Linked DNA regions of Homo sapiens: region 1 is linked to region 2. The links are chromatin contacts, found by Hi-C or POLR2A ChIA-PET in ENCODE. All regions are on one chromosome and are shown on one strand. The core of a region is the stretch at or near the end of the contact, and the rest is flanking DNA. Distances in the headings are between cores, read along the strand shown.

The links. Hi-C counts contacts between places; a loop is a spot of excess contacts on that map. ChIA-PET counts read pairs that join two places held with the same protein, here RNA polymerase II (POLR2A). Pooled maps may share reads with other maps.
Region 1: a pooled map shows a loop between it and region 2 (2.0-fold over the local background). The contact joins two enhancer-like sites. A Hi-C loop is called at or near these places in 1 of 50 pooled maps. POLR2A ChIA-PET finds 5 or more read pairs at or near these places in 5 of 52 experiments (A549, H1, HEK293 and 2 more).

Annotation. Positions count from the first base shown.
Region 1 is chr4:41,144,536-41,148,442 of GRCh38, forward strand. All of the region lies in intron 1 of APBB2 (amyloid beta precursor protein binding family B member 2), which reads right to left. Among named protein-coding and RNA genes, the nearest start is that of APBB2, 68 kb to the right of the region's middle. Within about 2 kb of position 2,321, at least 16 of the 41 ENCODE cell types and tissues checked have a DNase peak (open chromatin) inside an H3K27ac peak, as active enhancers do.
Region 2 is chr4:41,026,452-41,030,353 of GRCh38, forward strand. The region is part of intron 5 of APBB2 (amyloid beta precursor protein binding family B member 2); the gene reads right to left. Among named protein-coding and RNA genes, the nearest start is that of APBB2, 190 kb to the right of the region's middle. Within about 2 kb of position 2,345, at least 3 of the 41 ENCODE cell types and tissues checked have a DNase peak (open chromatin) inside an H3K27ac peak, as active enhancers do.

The sequences.
Region 1 (3,907 bases), core at 1,071-3,570, 120 kb after region 2:
TCAGAAATGGGGTATCTATGCTATATTAGCCTGATCTTCGGTCTGCCTCTTATCTGAACAGAGCTAACAAATGAAGAAGTATTTATCTGATCACAGAAGTTCTTAATTTACACGTTCAAAACCCAAGTGTCCAGTAACACTTCCAGTGATGAACAACACTTTCCTAGAAATAAAAAATTCTTTTTTACTCTGCAAACTTGCCACAGACAGAGAACCATAGTTGTTTCCCTCCCTCACCTATCGCATCCAAATTTCTCTATCACTGGCCATGCCATAAAACTGTCACTAAGTTAAAAGAACGGGCTGGGCATGGTGGCTTATGGCCTGTAATCCCAGCAATTTGGGAGGCTAAGGCCAGAGGATCACTTGAGCCCAGACGTTCAAGACCAGCCTGGGCAACAAAGAGAGGCCTTGTCTCTACAAAAATTTAAAAAATTAGCCGGGCATGTTGGGACATGCCTGTGGGCCCAGCTATTTAGGAGGCTGAGGTGGGAAGGTCACTACAGCCTGGGAAGTCGGGGCTGCAGTGAGCCATGTTCACGTCACTATACTCCAGTCTGGGAGACAGAGTGAGACCTTGTTTCAAATACACAAATAAATTAAATAAATAAAAGAATGCCTCCTGGTGTTACCTACTCACAGGAGCAGGGCCCTTAATGACTCCTGGCACACTCATTTCTGATGCTCTTGGCATCCTGAAAAACACAAGACACAATGGTGGAATCTTTACACTGGGGCCTTGGCAACCCATTGCTCTAATAAGCCCGTGCCCAGAGAGGTAAAATGTCTTTCCCTCAGCCACACAGCCAGCAAAGCAGGAATGAGAGTCCAGACCATTTGCCTCCACTTTGACCAAGTGCTCTTTCCACCACTATGACATTTCAGCATGAACTCTTGGAAATAAACTTTGTACAAATCACGTGCAGGTATTAAATTCATACCAGCAAAACCAGAAGAAGAAGACAGAAATTTATTCTACCAAAAATGAAACGCATGCAGGAGAAAAAGTGAAGACTCAATCCTAGGCTAAAAAAGACACAGCTCTGCCTAGAACATGTTCAACTGAAGAAACAATGAGTGCACTGTGCTTGGGCAGCAGGTGTCCTGAACAGAAACTGCCTATCACACCGAAAGCTTTCTGGTCCTAGCACTGGCCCTGTTGATAACACTACAGTCCCACTGTTCAAAGAAGAACAAAAGGCTTTCAACAAGATAAAACTACACTTGCACCAAGCCACCTGTGAGAGACAGGAAAGATGCATGCACCAGTGTTAGAAATAATAAATGTCTGAAGGCATCAAGTCTGGCCTCTTACTTCCAAAATGACCCAAGTCTTAAGGGAAAGACATTAGTGGTTTCAAAAATTAAGAGATGCCAGGCACGGTGACTCATACTTGTAATCCTAGCACTTTGGGAGGCCAAGACAAGTGGATTGCTTGAGCCCAGGAGTTCGAGACCAGCCTGGGCAACATAGTGAGACCCTATCTCTACAAAAAATTTTAAATATTTATCCAACATGGTGACTCATGCCTGTAATCCTAGCACTCTGGGAGGCTGAAGCAGGCAGATAACTTGAGGCCAGGAGTTCAAGACCAGCCTGGCCAACATGCCAAAACCCTTTCACTTCTAAAAATACATAAATTAGCAAGGCATGGTGGCACACGCCTCTAATTCCAGCTACTCAGGTGGCTGAGGCAGGAGGATCACTTGAACCCAGGAGGAGGAGATTACAGTGAGCTAAGATAGCAGCACTGTACTCCAGCCTGGGCAACAGAGTAAGACTGTCTCAAAAAAAAAAAAAAAAAAAAAAAAACCCGGGCATGATGGCACATGCCTGTGGTCCAGCTATTCAGAAGGCTGAAGTGGGAGGATTGCTTGATCCTGGGCGGTTGAGGCTGCAGTGAGCTGAGGTCTCACCACTGCACTCCAGCCTGGGCAAGAGAACAAGACCCCGTCTCAGAAAAAAAAGAAATAAAGAAAACAATACAGTCACTAATAATTAAAATAATCCTAATCCTTCATCGCTTATGTCCACACAGCCTTGGAGTAAGAGCAGGCTTTTTTCTCTCTTCTTCAAGATTATTTCTTTGAAACATTGTTTACTTCCACTTTTTGTGTTACATCTACCTATGGTATCCACGCCACACCAATCAGAAACCCAGGAGTCTCACAAAATGGGAATAGTCTGAAAAGCCAGGGGAGAGAGGAGGACAGGTGGCAATGACAAACTCAGAAACAATCCCTGAAAGGTCTTTACTGAGCTCCCTTCTCGTCATCCTTTCCCGACTGTGCATCAGGGCAACAAAGGCATGAACTGTGAGGCTGCGCATAAAGCCGCGGCCCGGGCTGATGTGATCTGGCTTTGCGAGAGCCCGAACAAACACAATGGCTCTGTCCCGCCTCAACTGAGAAGTCAGGCGCTGGGTGAAAAAAGAAAATGCTTTTTCTCCACCCAAAACCACTTCTCAAACCCCTACCATATATTCCCGTGACGGATCCTGAAGGCAACACAATGTCAGCAGTTTATTTATTCCCTTTGATGCCTCAGTTCTAACAGTAAACATTAATGTCTGCAGCAGGCAAACGGAATCAGGGTCTTGTTGGTATTTCACAATGAAATCATAGCTTTGTGGTGAGTATTGTTCCAGTAACACCTTAAAGTCATTTGTAAGATAATGAGGGTAAGTTTAAATGTAGCAGTCTGATAAAATAACCTCTAACCCAAGAATCACAAAGTAGATTAAAGCTTACTGAAGTCACCAAGTTATTTTTCTCAACAGAAGACTAAACAGAAATGAGAACTGGATTTGATTCATAGATTGTGAAATCCTTTTTTATTCAAAACCTTGGTCATATGTCAGTTGGTCTTTGGCCTCCGTGAATGGATCTGGCAAAATGTGCACCCAGACACTGCCACCATTTGAGGATCTTCAATGTTTGGCCAGCTTTTTTTTTTTTTTTTTTTTTTTTTAAATGAGGAGTTTCCCTCTTGTCTCCCAGGCTGGAGTGCAGTGGCACAATCTCAGCTCACTGTAACCTCCACCTCCTGGGTTCAAGCGATTCTCCTGCCTCAGCCACCCAAGCAGCTGGGATTACAGGCGCGCACCACCACACCTGGCTAATTTTGTAGTTTTAGTAGAGACAGGTTTCACCATGTTGGCCAGGCTGGCCTCAAACTCCTGACCTCAGGTGATCCACATGACTCAGACTTTTTTGTTTTTACTAATGTCACAGGGAAGGTCTCTCCTTTTCAAGCCTGATTCCAGAAATATCCACCAAGCCAATTCAACACAGCTGAAATTTCTATGTCAAAATGACCAGGCAGACAAGGCAAGAAGGAACACACTGGAGCCCACTCCTCTAGGGCTGTGAAAATTTGTTTAATTTTGGGAACCATTGATTTACTGCATTAACTTACTTAAAAAAAAGTATTGGAATATTTTTATTATAAAAATTAGATTTACAGTATTGATAAATTTACAGGTTAAAATGTCTGGGAAAGAAGAATATAAATTGTTTGAAAGAATGAGGGTTCGTTAAAAAAAAATTTTCTTTCAAAAAGAATCTATCACAGGTAACCAAAAAAGAACTACTATGAAAACCGAAACTGGCATCCAACAAAGTCTGTGACTGATAACCTTAGGGCAGTTTGGAAAAGGGTTCATGTAATAACTTTCCCTGTAGGATTTCAACTAGGGGAAGGCGAATATTAATTAATTAATAGGTTCACTAATGTTTTTAAAGCTGTTCTGAAACAAGGGATGAAGAAATTAACAGATTTAGAGGTTGTGGTTCCAGGTCTGCTACTTATGACCCAAGGATAACTAACAGCCTCTTTAACCTCTGTTCCATCATCTATAAAACTAGGATGATACTATTAGCCAACTTCATGGAGCTGTCAACCATT
Region 2 (3,902 bases), core at 1,095-3,594:
TTATCACCAAAAATGAAATCCTGTACCCATTAACAGTCACGACCCATTCGTCCCTCCCTCCAACCCCTGCAAACACTAATCTTTGTTTTTGTGAACTTGGTGATGATAGACATTTCATATAAACAGAATCATATAATGAGATCTTTTGTGACTGGCTTCTCTCATTTACTGTATCTTCAAGGTTCATCCATGTTGTAGCATGTATCAGTACTTTATTCCTCTTTATGGCTGGATAATATTTCATTGTATGGCTATACTACATTTTATTTGTTCACTGGTTAATGGACATTTGGGTTGTTTTCAGTTTTTAGCTATTATGAGTTAACACTCATATACAAGTTTTTCTTCTATGGATATGTAAAACTGACCCAATAGTCCTACAGATAGCTTTTTTTGATAAACATAGAAATTGACCCTTCTGGTCTTAAAAGAAATTTATATTTGTTTATCTGAGATCCTTCCTCAGGAAATGACCTTCAGGTCTCTCAAAAAAAAAGTATCAAAGAACTGAAACTCACCAGATCATTGCATCCAGACAATGAGATGGGGGAACCCTCATTCATCCTAATTGCTTCCTTGCTCCTACCTAGATCCTGTTTTGTTACAGTTTGTTTCATTTCTTCCCTACTATATAAAACCTTAGTTTTAGTTGGTCAGGGAGATGGATTTCAGACTGAGCTCCTATCTTCTCAGCTGCAGCACCCGATTAAAGCCTTCTTCCTTAGCAATACCTGCCCTCTCAGTGATCTGGCTTTCTGTGCAGTGAGCAGCAGGACCTAGACTGAACCCCTGGTGTTTCAGTAACACATTTTCAATTGTCTTGGGTGTGTACTCAGGAGTGGAACTGCTGAGTACAGTAACTTTTTTGTACATACACACACACATTTTTATATTTTTATAAACATATTGTTACATATATATATATATATATATATATATATATATATATATATAACATTTTCAAGAACTCCCAGACTGTAGTACAAAGCCACTGTACCATTTTCCATTCCCTCCAACAGTGTATAAGGCTTCTAAATTCTCCACATCCTTGCCAACACTTGTTATTGTCTTTTTTATTATAGCCATCCTAGTTGGTGTGAAATGGTATTTCACTGGGGCTATGCTTTTCATTTCCCTTTCATTTTCCAGAATTTCCAGTTCCTTTTATTATAAAGTCTAGCATGTAATAAGACTCAATAAATGTTTTTTGACTCCTTAATTCATTTCCTCATTAATTCATTAAATATGTACCAAGAGCCTACTATGTATACCAAGGCCAAGAACACAGCAGTGAACAAAATAAGCAAAACTAAATGAGGAATGAATAACCAAAATGCCAGTAACAATGAGGGTTAGTCTTTAGCATAAAGGTGGTTCTCTTGGATTCCTGGCAGGTGGATGGGTCCCCCAGTGATTCTGCCATCCCCTCCACGTCTATTCATCATGCTATGTTGAGTGTGATTTATGAAGCTCCAACATCAATTCAAGAGGATCGATTCCTAATCCAGAGGTGGGTATAAGTTCAGATTTAAGAGTGTGACAAGAGCTAATATTACTGCTGTCATTGCTCTCCTGCATGCATGATGAAGGAACATCTATTATAGCCTGGCACGTGTTTCCTCCTTTTCTGTTAAAAGCCTCGCAAATTTTCTAGGGGAATCAGCCTTCCCCTACACCCATTCAATCATTCAACAGATATTTTTTGTGCACTACTCCATGCCATATATGCTTCTAAGTGCTGAGGATATAGCAGTGAACAAAACCAACAAAGTAAAGATACCTATGGAGCGCAGAGCGCACACTCTAGGGATTAGGCCCATGTGTTTCAGGCAGAGATGATTGTACTCCTTATTTCAGGGGGCACATGGCCAAGGCACAGCCAATCACAGTAGCAAATCCCCAGGGCTCTAGTGGCTGGTTCAAGGAAAAGCTTATGACCCACATGAAGCCAACCATGAGACTTGCCAGAAGGTAAGAGTGGTGCTCTGTTTTCTCTTTTTCTTGAACTAGAAGATATAAGCCTAGAGCTTCAAGGGGTCACCATGAGGAGATAACCTGCCCAGCATGACTGTACCAAAGAAAGCGAAGCCAAGAGACAGAGAGAAAATGTGCAAGCCCTAATGACTGAATCCCTAAAATAAGACATGCCTGAAATATGATACTGCTGGACTTCTCAGGTCGATAGATTTATGTGTTTATTTTGCCTAAGCCACTTGGAGCTAGGTTTTCTCTGTTTTGCAACTAAAAGAGCCCTCGTTAATACACAAAGTATTTTTTATGAAACCTAAACAAAACTGGATAAGCCAGGATCACTCTAATTTCATGACTTGCCCAGCTTCTCTCGATCCCAGCCACAAAGGCCCCAGCACAGATACAACCAGGCCTACTGGCCCTGTAACTCGGACCACATCCTAATACAAACCTGTGCTGCATCCTGTGGTTAAACCTGGCTTTCCCCCTCCTCCTTTTCCCTTTTCTAAGACCTTTAGCCTTTTGTCAAAGAAAGAGTTTGTGAGTAATGACAAGAACTTCTCTCTTCAATAACCTGCTGCTCTCCCTTTACTCCCGCGACATGCTTATAAAATTGGAAACTGACAAACGGGCCCAGGGTTGATAAATGGGCCAAAGGAAGACCAATGTTTGCCCCATGCTTGAATGAAACTTCACATTTGCTTCATTTTTATTTTTCTGCTATACAATTTCATTTCCACTGAGGAGTTAATAGTGAAACCTACCCTGAGGAATGTCACTGTTTGAACTAGATTACAAAATATTAAGGAAATGAAATAAACTCTGATTTTTCTTTTCCTTTTAGGAGGGAGAAGCTAAATAAAGCTGGCTTCCCGAAACTACTCATGAAAGGAAACCTTCAATGTGACAAAAATGATAAGAACTCTGTGAACAAAAGAGGCAAAAGTTATCAATAAGGCAGCTTGGGTCACCGGGCCAGGGAGATGGGAGGATTTGAACCTCAGAATATTCTAACTAGGCGAGCAATGTCACACTGCTGATGCAGAGTGTCAGATACAATCAGATCTTACCCACTTGAGGGTTTCTTGTGTCCCATTAAACTTAACTGCCTGAGGACTCACTCTGTTCAATGTTTGAAGTGGAACTGAGATTTAAGACAGATGTATCACATACTTTTTAATAAACTCAATCTTAACGAGCTTGATTTAGCCATTCCACAATGTATACACATTTCAAAACAACATGTTGTACACAATAAACATATACATGTTTTATTTGTCGATTATAAAAAATAAGTAAGAAATGTTATTTTCTAAAAAAGAAAATCAGATTTGGCAGAAAATCAGATTACACAAACTCACAATGGCTGAAGTTGGCAGAGGGTCTTATGAGAACACCATGTTAGGGATGAGGAGAGAGGTTCAGGGAAGGCTTCCCACAAAAAGAAGAGCTGGCTGGGCGCGGTGGTTCATGCCTGTAATCCTAGCACTTTGGGAGGCTGAGGCAGGCGGATCACGAGGTCAGAAGATCAAGGCCATCCTGGCTAACACAGTGAAATCCCGTCTCTACTAAAAATACAAAAAATTAGCCGGGCATGGTGGCACATGCCTGTAGTCCCAGCTACTCGGGAGGCTGAGGCAGGAGAATCACTTGAACCCGGGGGGCGAAGGTTGCAGTGAGCTGAGGTCGCACCACCGCACTCCAGCCTGGGCGACAGAGCTAGACTCCATCTCAAAACAAAAAGAAGAGCTGAGCCGGATCTTGAAGGGTGGAAAGGAGCCCAGCAGTGGACAAGAAAGAAAAAGGCATTCCAGATGGGGGAAAGCTTGCCATTCCCAACATAACACCTGGCAGATGTGATGGTCAGTTATTTAGGAAGCACAAGCAGAATGTGTATATTCAAGTAAGAATTAAGACCTTTGGAGTAGTCA